2 separate regions of the Mus musculus genome follow, and region 1 is linked to region 2. A link is a loop called in an ENCODE intact Hi-C map of the cell type or tissue named here. Cell type or tissue: heart. All regions are shown on one strand. Links, peaks and the distances in the headings refer to the core of each region. The heading gives the core; the rest is flanking DNA.

Region 1 (8,351 bases), core at 57-8,056, 82 kb after region 2:
CTACATGTGTTGGGAGTAACGTGTGGATTTAGGTGGATAGCACCTGTGTGTGATTTTTGATGCTATTCTAGCCCAGTTGGGGTCAGTATATAACGTCTTCCCTTGTAAAACTCTGTTAAATTGGGCTGGTGAGATGGCTCAGTGTGTAAGAGCTCTTCCGAAGGTCCAGAGTTCAAATCCCAGCAACCACATGGTGGCTCACAACCATCTGTAACAAGATCTGACTCCCTCTTCTGGTGTATCTGAAGACAGCTACAGTGTGCTTACATATAATAATAAATAAATTAAAAAAAAAAAAACTCTGTTAAAATTTTCTGTAAAAATAGTTTGAGGCCAGCCTGGTCTACATAGTGAGTTCCAGGGCAGCCAGGACTACATAGAGAGACCCTGTCTCAAAAAAAGAAAAAGTATCCCTCATTCCAGCTCAATCTCATAGTATTTCAATAAAGACAATCAACACAGAACAAAGCCCTTTGTTAGAGACAGGCATCAGAAACACACACAGCACAGGCCATAAACTGCAGACAGGTTGGGGGCACAGGTGAGATAAGGAGAACTCCAACGTGGCCTCACTCTTTGTTTAAAGAACCCCGAGAGGGTCTCTCTCCCGTCTCATTTCTTGATGTGATGCCACCTTCTCCGAGGTCCCTTTACATGGATCATCAGCACAGCGCTCCTTACCTGCAGCGCCAGTGCGGCCGTCAGCACTAAGCAGGCTATGAGGCAGGTGGAGAAGCCGACGAGGAGTAGGAATCGCCGTCCCCAAAGCTCTACCACAAAGATCTGGAGGTGTGGGAAGGAAGACTGTGAGCTTCTAGACCCCGTGCCCAGTGTTCTTGTGGGACAGAGTACCCCCGCCAGAGGCTGCTGTCTCAGGAATAGCCCTCACTCGCCCTCAACCAACTTTGGAGAGGCCAGGAGGAGTGTGTGCCCAGCCACCGGTGTGTAAATAATTGTATGCGAAAACACAGAGGCATGTGTCAGTGGCTGGTCCCTGGAGGTCTGGCTGGGTTCCTAGGCCCCAGCTGCCCACTCTTAAATGAGCCCTCACATCAAGAGCCACAGTCCTGTGGTTCGAAGCTTCTGGCCTCCTGCAAAGAAGCCAGGTACTGGAGTCAATGAGAGATTCTGTCCACATGGAGGCCTGACTGGCTCCTCTGCCCAGGGGCCAAATCTCACTAAACAGCGAGTCATGAGCTCCCGGCAGGGCCTGTGCAGAGACCCTGCACTTCTGCCACGCTGCCATGCTCAGCAGCCCCAGATAGAAGAGGTTAGGGCACACTGTGGGCTCCGTGTTAGGGGCCCATGGCTGCCCCCCCACACACACACACACTAGAGTCAGGGATATGCTTACAGCAGAGCTTTGAGGCTGGGGCGTCAGAGCCCAGGGGGCATGTTGCAGTCCAAAAGCCCAGCTCTGTCCAAGCTGGGAGCTTTCACACTCCTCAGATATCCCTCCACTCTTGGTGGCTTAAGGGACCGTCGCCTGGCAGACACCCACCGTGAGGATGGTCATGAACACATTGACGGCCCCAGTCCCGGCTGTCACATACTGGACGTCGTCGCTTTTCACGCCTGCGCTGAGGTAGATCTGATCGGCGTAGTAGTAGATCTGGAAGAGAAGCATGGGGGTTGGCAGAGGCCCTCGGGCATAGGATGGCCAGTGGCCCACCACACCCCAACCCCTCTTCGTCAGCACCCCAAGCTCACAGGATGCCCGTACCGCGTTCACTCCCGACAGCTGCTGGCCAGCCATGAGGACAATCATGGAGATGAGTTGCCAACGGAGAGACTGCATAGTGAACAACTTCCACACAGAGATGAAGCCCGCCGCCTTCTCAGCCTCATCCTCCTTCCGGATCTCCTCCATCTCTAGGTGCACGTCTTTCCAGCCTCGGAGGGTCTGGAGGGCTGAGCGAGACGAGCAGAGGGCATGAGCTCAGAGGCGAAGAGCTCCGGGGCCCTGGGTCAGGAGGGAACCGCCACAGACCTCACCTCTCTCAGCAGCTGCTTCATCTTTCTTCTGGATCAGCAGGTAGCGGGGGCTCTCGGGAAAGAACGGGAGGAGGAGGAGCTGAAGGCCTGCGGGGACTCCAGTTAGACCCAGGAGAACTGGCCAGCCTGCAAGCAAGGGCTTAAGGTCACAGAAGCACGGAAGAAGTAGAGACCTTTTTCTCCACTCTGAACGGTGGCAGGCACTCTGAGCCATCGCCCGGAGGGGGGGAATGAGGGCTCTGTGGGGACTAAGTGTGACTATTTCCGTGGACGTCTGGTGGCTATTTACACAGTAGCTGAGGCATGACTAACCATGGCACACCGAGGTGCTGGGCAAACAAGAACATCTGGTAGTGCCAAATGTGGGCACGGACATGGGCAAATGGCAGGTCTCCGTGTGCCATTATACAGACCCACGTTGTCCTTTAGAGACCAGCCGGCTGGAGCATGCTGAGACCGACCCTGTCATCCCACCCCAGGTATATATATGTCCAGAGACGCTTGTGTGGGTCACAAGGACACCTAAACTGGAGTGGTCCGAGCAGTGCTGATAAACTCAGAAACAAGAGCAACGGTAACGCAAACGTCCATTATATTCCACAGAGAGGACACAGTAGTCATCCCGTGACCCTAGGATGTAACTGAATACCGAGGCAATCAGCGATGGCTTGGACAGATCTGTCCAGCGTGATATGGAGTGTAAACACTCAATATCTAGTGAATGCCCTTACATCAGTTTCAAAAGCTGGTGAAAAATCCACCCTACCATCTCCAATGGTGATGAGCCTGAACCCAAAGCAAGACGATGACGGGGGTTCAGGTCAGCACAGGGATTGCCCTCGGGGAAGGGAGGGGCTGCTGAGGGGTTCACATGCAGCTCTCTCTTGACCTGGGGAGTGGTCTCGGAGCATCTGGTTTCTTTGTCTTTCTTCATGTTTACTGGGAATCAAGCGTGATGTGTTCACAATAAAAATAGCTATAGATCGAGCTGGGTGGATGGCTCAGAGGCTAAGGGCATTTGCTGCTCTTGCAGCGGCTATGAATCTGGATGCAGTTTCTAGCACTCGGACAGTGGCTCACGGCCACCTTCTAAGGGAATTTCATGGCCTCTTCCGGACTCGACAGGCACCAGGCATCCACGTGGTGCACAGACAGACAGACATGTAGGCAAAACGCCCATTTGCATAAAAAAATGGAATAAGTGCCTACCAAGACAAATGAGCAGTTCTGCCCCCTGCTTGAGTCATCTCTGGCTCTCTTGCCTTTTCTCCTGTGCTCAGGGCCAGTGACGTCATAGGCATGTGTGTGTGCCAGCCACCAACCAGCCAATCACAAAGGAGCTCACACCCTCTTAGGGGGTGGATCCAGTCCAGCCCCATTTTACACAGGCAGAGTCTGGGCCCCTTGCTGAGAGCATTTAGTCCTTTGGGAGCAAAACTGTATGCACACAGGCTGAATCGTGCTTGTGATTACATGGTTGACCTTGCCCATCCAATTTAAGGAGGTTATAATCACCTGACAGCTGTTGAATAAGATATAGGTCTCATGTAGTCCAGGCTGGCCCAGAGCTTGGTCTTCCTGTCTCGGTCTCCTGAGGGCTGGGATTTCTGATGTACGTACACCATGATGGCCAGAGTACATGCAGTTCGGGTTTTGAGTTTTTACATTTGTATTAATTTACCTATTTATTTTATGATATATGTGTGTGTAAAAGAGGGAGAAAGAAAAGAGAGAGGAGGGAGGGGAGAGAGAAAGGGAGGGAGGGAGAAAGAGAAAGAGAGGAAGAAAGAGAGAGGGAAGGAGATGGGGAGGGGGGAGGGGTGAGGGGGAGGGGGAGGGGGATGGGGAGGGAAAGGAGTACCACAGAGATCATGCACCGAGCAGAGACAACTTGTGACATCACTTTCCTCTCTACCGTGTGGGTCCTCAGATCATCCGATTTGGCAACAACATACTGAACCATCTTGGCTTTTTTTTTTTTTTTTTTTTTTTTTTAAGAAAATAGAATGTAACTCAGGCTGGCCTCAGACCTACTGTGTGTCTCAGGCTGACTCTACGTCCCTCAGTCTCTTTCCTTTACCTTCTGAGCCCCAGGATTACAGCCATGCACCACTATGTCCAACTTCCCTGGTCTTTTGTAGTTGATTCAGTAAAAAAGAGACAGGCCAGGGATACCCTCATTTAGCTGGAATCTTCCTCGAGATACACGTGAACCTCTGAACTTTCACTCCATCTCATAATCCACTCCTCCTGGCCAAAAAAAAAATGACCTAATTTCACCTAGAATATGAGTATCACCCAACGTCAAGTTTGGCTCCTGGATGAACCACCACTTTCTAGGCTGGAGCAATGTCCTTCCACCTCCTGCTGCCCCTTGATCAGAACTGGGCCCTAGATCATCGTGGGACCCTGTGCCTATCTCCCGTGCCCTGTCTGTGACAAGTACTGCTGTCTCCCATTCGAGTCACGGTCACCAGCCCCTGGGCCCCTCCGTCTAGCCCCCTACACTGTAGCTCTCCTCACCAAGGCACCAATGGTCACCAGACACTAACTCAGATCCCACTTCTCAACCCTGACCACTGTGCAGCCTTAATCGCGGGTGCCTTCTTCTTGCGCCTCCTCTCACTGCGCCACCTGCTGGCCAGCTCTGTTATAGCGGAGCAGCTGTCCTAAGCCAGGGCTCACACTGAGGGCTCTAAAATGGGCACGGTTAAACTGCAGCCTTGCACTGCAGGAAAGTCACAGACAAGGGTGGAGGTCTAACATTGCCATCCCTTTCAGTTCCCTAAAGGCTCAAAGGATTTCGACATTTTTGTCTCCTCTGCCCAGGCCTAGAATGTTCTCTTCAGGACAGAACCGCTCCTGCCCTCCTGCACAGGGCGATGTAGCAGAGAGTCTGCTCCTGTTGCCTGGGGCTCCCTGAGACTCAACCCCAGTCCATTGATTTTAGGTCCCAGCTCCTAGGGATAATGTAGCACCTTGATGGAGGGGTCCTGGACACGTGTAGGGACAAGAAGACAGGGGAGCATGGCAACTCGACACAGAGCCAGCCAGGCTCAGGCTACAGGGTCTGAATCTTAACAGGACTTTGCACATGTTTCAATCTGCTGAGTTTCGGGTTCTGTATCTGTAAAGTGGGTATGTTTAAAGTACATGACCTCCTGAGGCCGCTGAGAGAAACAGATGCGCTATTACAGAAGACATGGCGCCCAGGCCACGGCAGGCATGAGCATTGCAGCCGGCCTCCCTTCCAGAGGCTTAAGGCTCAAAAAGAAAGACAGGGAGGAAGGAAATAAAAGAGAAGTGATGGGGGCAGGGCTGGGCCCAGTTGGGAGAGGGTTTGCCTAGCATCTGCACAGATCTCCAGCACTGCATAAAACATCGGCGGTCTTGCCTGCCTGTAATCTCAGGGCTTGTTGGTGGCGGCAGGAGGATCATCTGTTCAAGGACACTCTGACTACCACATGAGTTTGAGGCCAGCCTGGCTTAAATGAGACCTTATCTCAACACGGGGGTGGAGGTGGGGGTGGGGTGGTGGGGTGGGGTAAAGTGTCCTGAGACTGAGAAAGAGGAGGCAATGATGCCACGTCTGAGAGTGCGGACAGTCACTTAGCAGCTCAGGGGAAACAGACCCTTCCTGTTAAGTTGAGAAGCCTTGCTGTCTTCTAGAAGGAGCTGTCACCGCATGCTTGTTCAGGCAAAACCCGTGTGGCTAGCTCCAGAACAGCCGAGTGGACAAAGGACAGTCTCCACTGGACATAACAGGGAAGTCAGAGGGCAGAAGCTTCCAGTAATGGTGCTAGGTAGCAGCTTTGGGGAGAGGGGGCTGGGGGCTGGGGCCTCTTCTCACCATCCTCATTTGCCAAGAGACTCCGAAGGCCAAACAGCTGGGCCACAAGGATGCCGACAGTGATGAAGAGTTGCGGGACCACTCCCAGAGCCCCTCGTAGGTTTTTCGGGGCCAGCTCCCCTAAGTACATAGGGACCACGTTGGAAGAGATACCTGGAAGGAGAGTCACAGTAAGAATACAACCAGGAAGGCTGGAGGGCTGACTCAGAGGTTAAAAGCACTGGTTGCTCTTCCAGAGGGCCCGAGGTGACTCACAACAATCTATAGTGAGATCTGGTGCCCTCTTCTGGTGTGCAGGCATACATGCAGACAGGATACTGTATGCATAATAAATAAATCTTTAAAATAAAATAAAATAAAATAAAGAACACAGAAAATGTCTGGTAGAAACCAACTGTGTCTTCGAAGACTCAATGTACCTTGCCAGGTGAACTATCTAGCCTGCTCCCCACCAAGCCCTTAAAATGGGGATAATTCCGTTGGTAAGTACTGTGGGAGAGCTCCTAAAAGCACCCCCGAGAGGTGGACCTCTGGCCTCCACATACAAGTGCACACCTGTTCACCCTGCCTCTCACACACACCCTCCTGTAACACAGTGAATGAATGAATGAATGAATGAATGAATGAATGAATGAACGGCCCTTGTAAGTACCTCTTCTATTTCTTAGTTCCTTAAACATCAAGGAAAGAAATCACATGGGCGAAGCTCCTGACAGGAGTATTCGCTTCTTGACTGTGTTACCTGGGGATGCAGCCCAGCCAGACCCTACATCCTTGCTCCTGACTGGCCCAGGTCATAGAGGGAAGAGGATTAGACACGCCCCTCTCCTTCCCCTCAGAGAGAAAAGAATCAGTCATGGAAAGGCACAATAGCCCTGCCCACTGGCTTACTTTCTGGGGACAGCACATGGCAATAAACTCCTGCCTTAGGCAGCTAACACACATAGCAGGCAGAAGGTTAGACCCAGGCCAGCCTAGGGTACAAAGGGGTGCCCTGTCTTAGAAAAGCTTTGATTGGCAATTAACTCAGAAGAAAAGCTTAAAATGTAAAAAATATCAAATTTTAATATATATTGTATATATGCATTGCTGGGATTTATGTATGCTGAGGCTACTCTGAACTCCACTATTTAATCTGTTTTAAAAAGATTTATTGTTTTAGTGATGTGATTTGGCATGTGTGTTTTGTGGGTGTGTTTACAGACATGTCAGATTCCCTGGGAGCTGAATTTTATAGGCAGGTGGTTGTGAGCTGCCCGACCTGGGTACTAGAAACTGAACTGAGCCATCTCTCCAGCGCCCCCCCCCCCGGCCCGCTATGTAATCTTGTAAAATTTCCCATCATGTCAAAATATGACTCTTTTAGGAATAGACAAACTGGGGGCTGGTGGGATGGCTCAGTGGGTAAAGGCACCAGCTGCCAGCTCTCATGATCTGGGTTCAGTTTGCAGGATGCACATGGCGGAAGAAGAGGGGGATGCACATTGCTTCACCCCACGAGATAAACAACTAAATATAAAAAAAACCCGAGAAACAAAAATGCAAGGGCCAGAGAGGTGGCTCAGCAGTTAAGAGAACTGGCTGCCCTTGCAGAGGTCCGGAGTTCCGTTGCCAGCGCCCTCATCAGGAGGTGCATAACACCTGTAACTCCAGCCACTGCATCCGCCTTTCTCTTCTCTGCAGGCACCTGCACTCATCTGCACACACCTCCCCCAAACTGCCCCCTCCCCCAGTTCAATAATAAAATAAATATAAAAAAAGTATAGGTGGGGCACTGGGAGGTGAGAAGAGTGCGTGTCTAGTGTGCACAGGGCTTTGGGTTCCATCCCCAGTACAAAAGGACGCTTGTGGTTTAGCTGAGAGAGAGACAGAGACAGAGGGACAGAGAGAGAGACAGAGAGACAGAGAGAGAGACAGAAAGAGACAAGGAGACAGAGAGAGAGTGAGAGAGAGAGAGAGAGAGAGAGAGAGAGAGAGAGAGAGAGCCAGGAAAGAAAGAGGGTCCACGTGTAAAGGCTCTTAATACAAAACCCAACAACCTGACTTTCATCCCGCCCCCCTCCCGGGGACCCACACTGTGGGAGGAGAGAGCTGACTCCTGCCAGTTATCCTCTGACCTCCGAAACAAGCTGTGGCAGGTGTGTGCCCCTCACGTACACAAACACACTCAATAAGTAAATGTAAAAAAAAAATAACAGCAACGACAAAAATGAGAACAAGTACAAAATCCTGGTAAGCGTGTCTGGATTAAGTACATTTACGTGTCTAGAATCAATCTCTACTTTGGATATTTTCGGGGGGAGGGGTCTTGTTATGTAGCCCATGTTAGCCTCAAACTTGAGGTCCGCCTGTCTCAGGCCCCCAGGTCTAAAATTACAGGGATGCCACTCTCCTGGGACAGACCCTGCAGACCAAAGTGGGAAGACCCTAGAGTTAATTTGGGGCGGGACAGGGCGGGGCATGAGGAGGGGGCGTGGCGTGGCGTGGAGGGGGTGGAGGTGGGATG
Region 2 (8,351 bases), core at 42-8,041:
TTACCTACCATGGATTTGACTTCTGGAACTGAAAATAAATCTGTAGAAGTGTTTGATATGTAATAGTCCATTGCAATTGCATAGACCAACCAAATTAAAAAAAAAACAAAATAAAAAGTTTTCAGGGCTGGAGAAATGACTCAGTGGTTTATAGTGCACACTGGAGGATTGGAGAGATGGCTCAGAGGTTAAGAGCACTGGCTGCTCTTCCAGAGGTCCTGAGTTCAATTCCCAGCAACCACATGGTGGCTCACAGCCATCTGTAATGGGATCTGATGCCCTCTTCTGGTGTGTCTGAAGACAGCTGCAATGTACTCATAAATAAAATCAATAAATCTTTAAAAAAAATAGTGCACACTGGAGAAATGGCTCAGTGGTGTTCACTGATCTTACAGAGAATCCAAGTTTGGTTCTCAGCACCCACACTGGGCAGCTCACAACTGCTTGTAACTCCAGGTCCAGAGAGATTTTTATGGGCACCTGTCCACACACAGCACACACATCCCCACACACAGAGCACCCCCCCTCACACACACATATATATGTAACTAGAGCACACACACACATATATGTAACTAAAAGTAAAATAAATCCGGGCTGGAAAGATTTCCATGGTCACTCCTGTAGAGGACTAGGATCAGCACCCAGAACCCACAGGGTGTCTTACAAGCATCTGCATGGCCTTTGTGACTATTGACAGCAGGTAGCTACATACCAGCTCTGTACTATGTAATTTTTGACATCTACACAGTTTTGCCTGTGGCCAGAATCAGGGTCAGATATAATAAACTGGGAATAAGGCCTGGAGAGATAGCTATCTGGTACATGACAGCTCACAACTTTCGATAGCTCCATTGCCAGGGGTGGGGTCTGATGACGTCTTCTGGATTCTGCAGGCATTAGGCACCATCCATATAAGTAAAATGCATTTGGTGAATAAATCCTTTTATTAAAAATAAACGATGGTGCACTCCTTTAATCCTAGCACTCGGGAGACAGAGGCAGGTGGATCTTTGTGAGTTCAAGGCCAGCCTGGTCTACAAAGCGAGTCCAGCACAGCCAGGGCTATGTTACACAGAACATCCTGTCTCTAAAAGTCAAATAAATAAATAAATAAATAAATAAATAGTGTGTGGGAGACATGTGAGGGAAGATTTGCCTCCTGGGGCAGCTTTGAGCTGGGAACTTTGGGGAGAGAAAGATCAGAATGGCGCTTGGAGAAGCCAGTGGTGAGGTCCAACCAAGGTTTCCTCCTTGCTCCCTCTGATCCTCAGGATCCGGAGTTGCAAGCCAAGGGGAGTTGGGGAGGACCCTTGTTTATTGAAAATAATTTGTCACGAGGTAGGATTTGTTCCCTGGGTATGCAGAAAAGACCCTGACTCTGGAGATGCCCCAAATCCACTTTCCCTCCCCCCCGTGGGCCACCATCTTCAGCCTCTTTCTGTCTTGTCTCCCCAGGGATTGTTAAACACTAGCTAGGACATATTCCCCAAAGGTCCTTGACTAGGCAGAAAGGGCTGTGAGGTGTTTGCCCAGAAGGATCTGGGAGCCAGAGGTCAGGCGGCCACAGGCTGTGCAGGGTAAGGTTCAAGCTTAGTAAGTGAGTGTTCAGCTAATAACGCCTCAGGCTGCCAGGTAGGCAGCAATACACCCTGGGGTACCTCTGTAATCAGCCTCCACGGCAACTCAAGGCAAGCTCACGCTCTGGGTGGCTGACAGTGGCTGCACAGGGGACCCGAGTGGATCCGGGACAGCTAGGCACTGGGAGGGAGCCTGAGGAAGACTTGGTTCCCAGAAAGACTCAGTTGCTGAGGCTGGGCAGACTGAAAGTGTTCCAAAGTCCTTGTGTGATGAAATTTTCTGGAAGACCCTTGACCTTCTCAGAGGGCCTTGGTGTTGCAGACTTGTAACTCCAACAACAGTGAGGCAGGAGGATGGTGCTTTTGAGGCCGTTCTGAGATAAATAGGGAGACTCTGATGAAGGAAACAACCGAAAACTAACGATCTGTAACTTTGGAGCTCCTCAAATGTCATGGAGACGTTATTCTTACTGATTGCTCTGTGCGTGCGTGCGCGACTGTATGTATGTGTGCGCATGCAAGCGCGCGTTTTTATCAAAAGGTAGGCAGCTCACTCACCACTGCGCTTTCCCAGGTAGTGACGTCTGAGCTTCTAAAGGCTGTGTGGTCAGCAGGGCAGAGGTCACTCAGCATTTGGCAAACATGTGGTATGAGAGTGCTGTACACGCGGGAAGCGCCTGCCCAGGTCCCGCTGGAGAATGCTCCTCCCCCTGGAGCCACTCCCTGCTAGTGGAGGGAGGAGTTTATAGGCAAGCGAGTTGGCTGTCCTGGATCCTGTGAACAGACTGTCCCTTAGGAAAGACACTCAAGTCAGTGGTGAAGGCAAGGCTGGGCTGAAGGAGAAACTGAGGCAGGAGGCTGAATCTGCACATCCAGGCATCAGTAAGTATCAGTTAGGCAGCTTCCAGGGAGAGGACAGCTGTGAGCATTCAGGATATCGAGGAGGGGCATCTCCAAGCAGGAGAGCTTGGGGAGCCTGCTTTACCTGCCTGTAGCGTTGCTACTTCTGACTTGCTTGAGGAGGTCAATACCTCTGAGCCTCATTTTGTTCATCTGTAAGATGGGTCTGAAATACCTTTTCTTTTGGGGTGTCTCAGTGGTTGAGAACACTGGCAGATCATGACTGTAAATCTAAGTTCCAGGGAACGTGACACCCTCTTCTGGACTCTGTGGCTACTAAATTCAGGTGGGGCAAAGACATACGTGCAGGCAAAACACCCATAAACATAAAATAAATTAATATTTAAAAAATTGAAAGAGAAAGTGTCTTTAGAGGCTTAAGAGATGGCTCAGTGGTTAGGAGTACATGCTGCTCTTTCAGAAGACCCAAGTTCAGTTGCTAGGACTCATGCTTTGTGTCTCACAACCACCGGGACTCCAGCTCGTGGAGATCCAGTACCATCTACTGGGCCCTGAGGGCACCCGTACACCGGTGCATATGCCTACACAAGACCCATATACACACACATTGCTAAAAATAAAATAAATCTTGTTGGGTGTGGTCATTCAGGTCTTTAAATCCCAGCAGTTGGGGGGCAGGGAGGCAGAGGGAGGCAGGCGGGTCTCATAGTTGGAGGCCATACTCCAGATTTCACGTAGAAAGAGCCTGTTTCAAACAAAACAAAACAAACTTAAAATAATTTTTATTTTATTTTGCTTGGTGTGTATGGGTATTTATTTTATTTTGCTTGGTGTGTATGGGTATTTATTTTATTTTGCTTGGTGTGTGTATTTTTTGTTTGTTTGTATGCCTGGTGCCTGCAGTGGCCAGCAGAGGGCATCAGATCCCTTTAAAATGGGAGTTATAGACACTTGAGAGCCACCATATGACTGCTAAGAATTGAACTCTGATTTTCTGGAAGAATAGCAAGTGCTCTTAACGGCTAAGCCATCTCTCCAGCCCTCTCAAAATTAAAAGAGAAAAAAAATATTTTCATGCTCTACATGGAACCCAAGGCCTTCCCACACACGCTCAGCAAGTGCTCTGCTAATGAGCTACGTACCTCCCCAGGCCTTCTTGGGAACCTTTTAAATATCAATTAAATATATAAAGACAATGTTTAGCCAAGGATTGAATTCCTGATTCTCCTGCTTCAACCTCCAAAGTGCTGGAATTATAAGAATGTAGCACCCGGCTCGGCTTGCCCTTCCTTCCTTCCTTCCTTCCTTCCTTCTTCCTTCCTTCCTCTCTTTTCTTTCTTAAACAACAGTCTTGGGCTTGGGAGTGTAGCTCAGTTAGGAGAGTGCTTCACTGGCATGCAGGAAGCCTTGGGTTTGATCCCAGAACCACCTCCACCAGGCTTGGTATTGTAATCGATGTGAAGACGTTGAGGTGGGACGATGAGAAGTTCACACTCACCTTTGGCTACACAGGGAATCTGAGGCCAGCCCGAGGTACATGAGGCCCTGCCTCAGAAGGCAAAATCAGGTGACAGAGAAATGGCTCAGTGCTTGGGAGCAGGACCTGGGCTTGAGTACCAACGCCCACATGGAGGTTCACAACTGTCTGTAACTTTGGTTACATGGGGACCCATGGCACCCGGCATTCACATGGCATGGTGCACACACACACACACACACACACACACACATATGCATATTATATATATGCAGGCAAAATATCCATACTCATAAAACTAAAAGACAATCTTTTTTAAAAGACAAACTCAGTTAGGCAGTGGTGGCACACGCCTTTAATCCCAGCACTTGGGAGGCAGAGGCAGGCGAATTTCTGAGTTTGAGGCCATCCTGGTCTACAGAGTGAGTTCTAGGACAGCCAGGGCTACACAGAGAAACCCTGACTCGAAAAACAACAACAACAATAACAAAAAACAAACAAACAAAAAACCCCCCCAAAAACCCAAAAAGACAAAATCTCCAACCCCAAATGAAAACAAACCCAACCCAGAGCTCTGTTACGTAGACCAGGCTGGCCTTGAACTCAAAATCCTCTGATCCTCTGGCTCTGCCTCCAGTATGCACCACATCTGACTTGCTTTTTATTGAGAAGAGAATTTCCCTGGGTTACCCAGGTTGGGCTCGATCATACCTCCTGGGTCACTGGTACCATAGGTGTACGCCAACACGTGCCTACATTTCATTTCAAAAATGAAAGTTGTTGGCTGGGCTTAGTGGTCCAAGCCTTTAATCCTAGAACTGGGTAAACAGAGTCAGGTGCATCTCTGTGAGTTCAAGACCAGCCAGGGACACATGAAATCCTGTCTTAAAAAAAATAAAATAAAATTAGGGCTGTAGAGAGATTAAGAGGTTAAGAGCACTGAGTGATCTTCTAGAGGTCCTGAATTCAATTCCCAGCATCCACATGGTGGCTCACAAGCATCTGTAAGGAGATCTGGTGCCCTCTTCTGGTCTTCAGGCATACATGCAGAAGACTGCATTATACATAATAAATAAATAAGTCTTTAAGTAAGTAAGTAAAAGACAGATGTGGTGGTGCATGCCTTTTTTTTTTTTTTTTCTCCTGAGACAGGGTTTCTCTGTGTAGCCCTGGCTGTCCTGGAACTCACTCTGTAGACCAGGCTGGCCTCGAACTCAGAAATCCACCTGCCTCTGCCTCCCGAGTGCTGGGATTAAAGGCGTGTGCCACCCCCACCTGGCTGGCCCCTCAGTCTTGAACACTTCCCACTCCATCACTGGGAAACTATTCTCAGCCCTCCAGGTGATAATTAAAAAGCCACCTGCTTTTGGCATGAGGCTATCAGCAGCAGGTTTTCATCTAGTCTCGAATAGGGGCTGTAATCACCCCAGAGTGGTCCTGCATTCCTGATTTGGGGCAGCTGGCTGCTTCTGGGAAGTGGACTGACTCAATGGAAGTGACACTGGCAGTTTTGGGAGGCACTGCGGGGTGTGCCACCCTCTCCTCAAGCTCTCAGAACTGCAGTGGGGCTCATGTGGTGCACAGCAGATAGCCTTCCTTATTGTGTTTCTCTGTTTAGAAGGCTGGGGGACTGGGGATGGCCTGTTAGTAGACGGGAGCCTCAGCTCCGAGGTAAAAAACCTCAATGACTCTGTAACCCTAGGGCTGAGCGTGCAGAGATAAGAGGATGCCTGGGCCTTTCTGGCCAGCCAGACTAGGCTCGCCCTAGGTTCACTGAGAAATTGTCCAAAATCTAAGGAGGAGAGGAATTGAGGAAGACACCCAACATTGACCTCTGGCCTACAAATGTGGGTATGTGAGAGTATTCATGAACACACACACACACACACACACACACACACACACACACACACACAGGCACACAGAGGAGACAGGAAGGGCAGAGAACCACAACACGCTGTTTTAGGAAGCCTTTTTTTCTGAAACCAGGCATGGTGGTTTTAACACTCAGCACTCTGGAGTCAGAGGCAGGAGGATCACTATGAGTTCAAGGCCAGCCTAGTCTACAGAGTGAGTTCCAGGATAGTCAGGGCTCCATAATGAGACCCTGTCTTTCTCTCTCTCTCTCTCTCTCTCTCTCTCTCTCTCTCTCTCTCTCTCTGTGTGTGTGTGTGTGTGTGTGTGTGTGTGTGAGATGAGGAGCTTCGTCTGAAACTTTTAATGTATTTCTAATGGGAGCTTCCTGGGGTCAGTTCAAATTTTCTGGAATTTTCGTTTACTACAAGTGGCCCCCATTCTCTGTCAGATGCCAAATCGGGGATACTTTACTGTACACTGCTCCCAATATTTCCCCTCATTACATTTTCCTTTCAAAGAAAAGAAAACATGAACACTTAGTGACCTGGAAGGTCTGAACAGGCCTCATTTGGAGGGCCTCTTCAGCTTAATTAACTCACAATGGCCGTCCAGTTTCATTTTAGGCTAGAGGTGATTTTTTTCAAGCATAATGCTATGACAGAGGTCATTCCAAAGATTTGGGACAAGCCGCTCTGCTCGCCATGCTGCCGTTCAGGCTAAGCAAATGTCAACAGGAATCTTCAAGCAAATTAATTCCTCTGAATGGGCTCCTTCATCTCCCTCATCTCTGCATTCATTTCCACAAGCTGACCAGTCAGACGCACACGCATGAAAGGAACTGTTCAAATAAGAAAAACAGAGAGATTGAGGTCAGCCTGGGCTACGGAGTGAGACTCTCTATCACAAACCACAAAGAAAGCAAGAGTTGGGGTGTAATTGAGTTGGTGGACTGTTTGCTTACCATGCAGTGAGGCCTGGTGTTTGGTCCGCAGCGCCACAGAAGTCAGGTATAATTCTGGCACTCAGGAGATAGAAGCAGAAAAGTGGGGGTTCTAAAGGGATCCTGGCCATGTGCCAAGTGAGGGTCAAACAAATGTCCACTCCTCCCCCAGATAGGATATTGACAAACCAAAGAATTTCTCAGAAGTTCAACTTTGTGAACCAATGAGGCATTGGGCTGACTCACAGGGCGTGGGGGAGCGGTTGCTTGGAGGAGTGTGAATGACGTCTGAAACAGCCCCATCACTGGATGGTCTCACCCCAGCCTGGAGGAAAATGCTCCTGTAGCTGCAGAGATGGAGCCTCCCTTCAGTTCACCCTACATCAACTCCTGACATCACGTGGCCAGGTCAGGTAGACAGAGTTACACACAGCTGCATGAGGGCAGGGGATGTATAGAGGATAGAGTGGTTGGACTCTCAGATGGAGATCTAAGACCCCCACCTATTCTTCCATGAAGGAATGTTAACAGGATATATATATATATATATATATATATGATTTACTTATGTGTATGAGCATTTTGCCTGAATGTATATATTGGACTGTGTGTGTGTGTTTGTGTAATGCCTGTGGAGGCCAGAAGTGGGTGTTGGATCCCCAGGAAATGGGTGGAGATCCAGATGTTTGTGAGCTACCATATGGGTTCTGGGAACCAAACCTAGGTTCTCAGCAATAACAGCAGGTGCTGCTCTGAAGCACTGAGCCATCTCTCCAGTGCCCAGCAGGTCCAGTCTTGACTGTGTCACATTTTGTAGTCACAGAACATGGCAGTGTCTGTTATTTATGCTGGGACAGCATATTCTACAACAGTGAGTGTGAGGCCAGCTCAATACAATATATTGAATAAGATTGAATAAAGGGTAATATGAAATGCATACTTTTTTATTATATCCTGCCTTAAAAAAAAAAACCATAAAACAAGGGGCTGGAGAGATGTCTCAATGGTTAAGAGTACTGGCTGCTCTTCCAGAGGACCCAGGTTCAATTCCCAGCACCCACATGATAGCTCACAACTGTGTGTACCTCCAGTTCCAGGGGATTTGACACCCTCACCCAGACATACATGCAAGCAAAACACCAATGCACATAAAATAAAAATAAATAAGTGAAAGAAAGAGAGAAAGAAAGAAAGATAAGACAAGAGCTGGTAAGATGGCGAGGTGGTTAAAAGCATTTGCTCTTGCAGAAGACCCTTGCCAGCATCCATGTTGGGACACTCTGTGACAAGCTGTGACTCCAGCTCCGAGGAATCCAACACACTCTCCTGGCCTCCTTAGGCATCTGTACCCCGTAGCAGACATTCACACAGACATACAAATAAAATAATAATAAATAAATCCTAAAAACATAAAAGAAAGCTGGGCAGTAGTGGCTCACACCTTTAATCCCAGTGACAGGGAGGCAGAGGCAGGTGGACCTCTGTGAACTGGAGGCCAGACTGGTCTACAGAGTTCCAGGATATCCAGGGTTACACAGAGAAACCCTGTCTTGAGAAAAAAAAAAAATCCCGGGCAGTGGTGGCGCATGCCTTTAATCCCAGCACTTGGGAGGCAGAGGCAGGCAGACTTCTGAGT

The links. A loop is a pair of places that touch in the nucleus more often than their neighbours do. Peaks named below come from ENCODE experiments on the same cell type or tissue, not always from the same donor. Only the 100,000 strongest peaks of a DNase experiment are listed, where the experiment ranks them.
Region 1: it touches region 2 in a loop (2.9-fold over the local background); 14 of 42 quality-filtered maps call a loop at or near these places.

The regions. Positions count from the first base shown.
Region 1 is chr4:150,133,191-150,141,541 of GRCm38, reverse strand. Slc2a5 (solute carrier family 2 (facilitated glucose transporter), member 5) reads right to left here. Exons shown (of 14, transcript NM_019741.3): 7 at 5,846-5,998; 8 at 1,996-2,121; 9 at 1,724-1,911; 10 at 1,502-1,612; 11 at 682-783. Among named protein-coding and RNA genes, the nearest start is that of Slc2a7, 12 kb to the left of the region's middle. In heart, for the core only: a CTCF peak has its summit at 4,634 (motif pointing left); DNase peaks (open chromatin) are centred at 3,301 and 4,641; H3K4me3 peaks cover 788 bases; H3K27ac peaks cover 827 bases; H3K27me3 peaks cover 1,660 bases.
Region 2 is chr4:150,214,717-150,223,067 of GRCm38, reverse strand. No RefSeq gene overlaps it. Among named protein-coding and RNA genes, the nearest start is that of Car6, 18 kb to the right of the region's middle. In heart, for the core only: CTCF peaks have their summits at 3,356 (motif pointing right) and 4,942 (motif pointing left); no DNase peak of the experiment used is centred there; H3K4me3 peaks cover 603 bases; H3K27ac peaks cover 791 bases; H3K27me3 peaks cover 521 bases.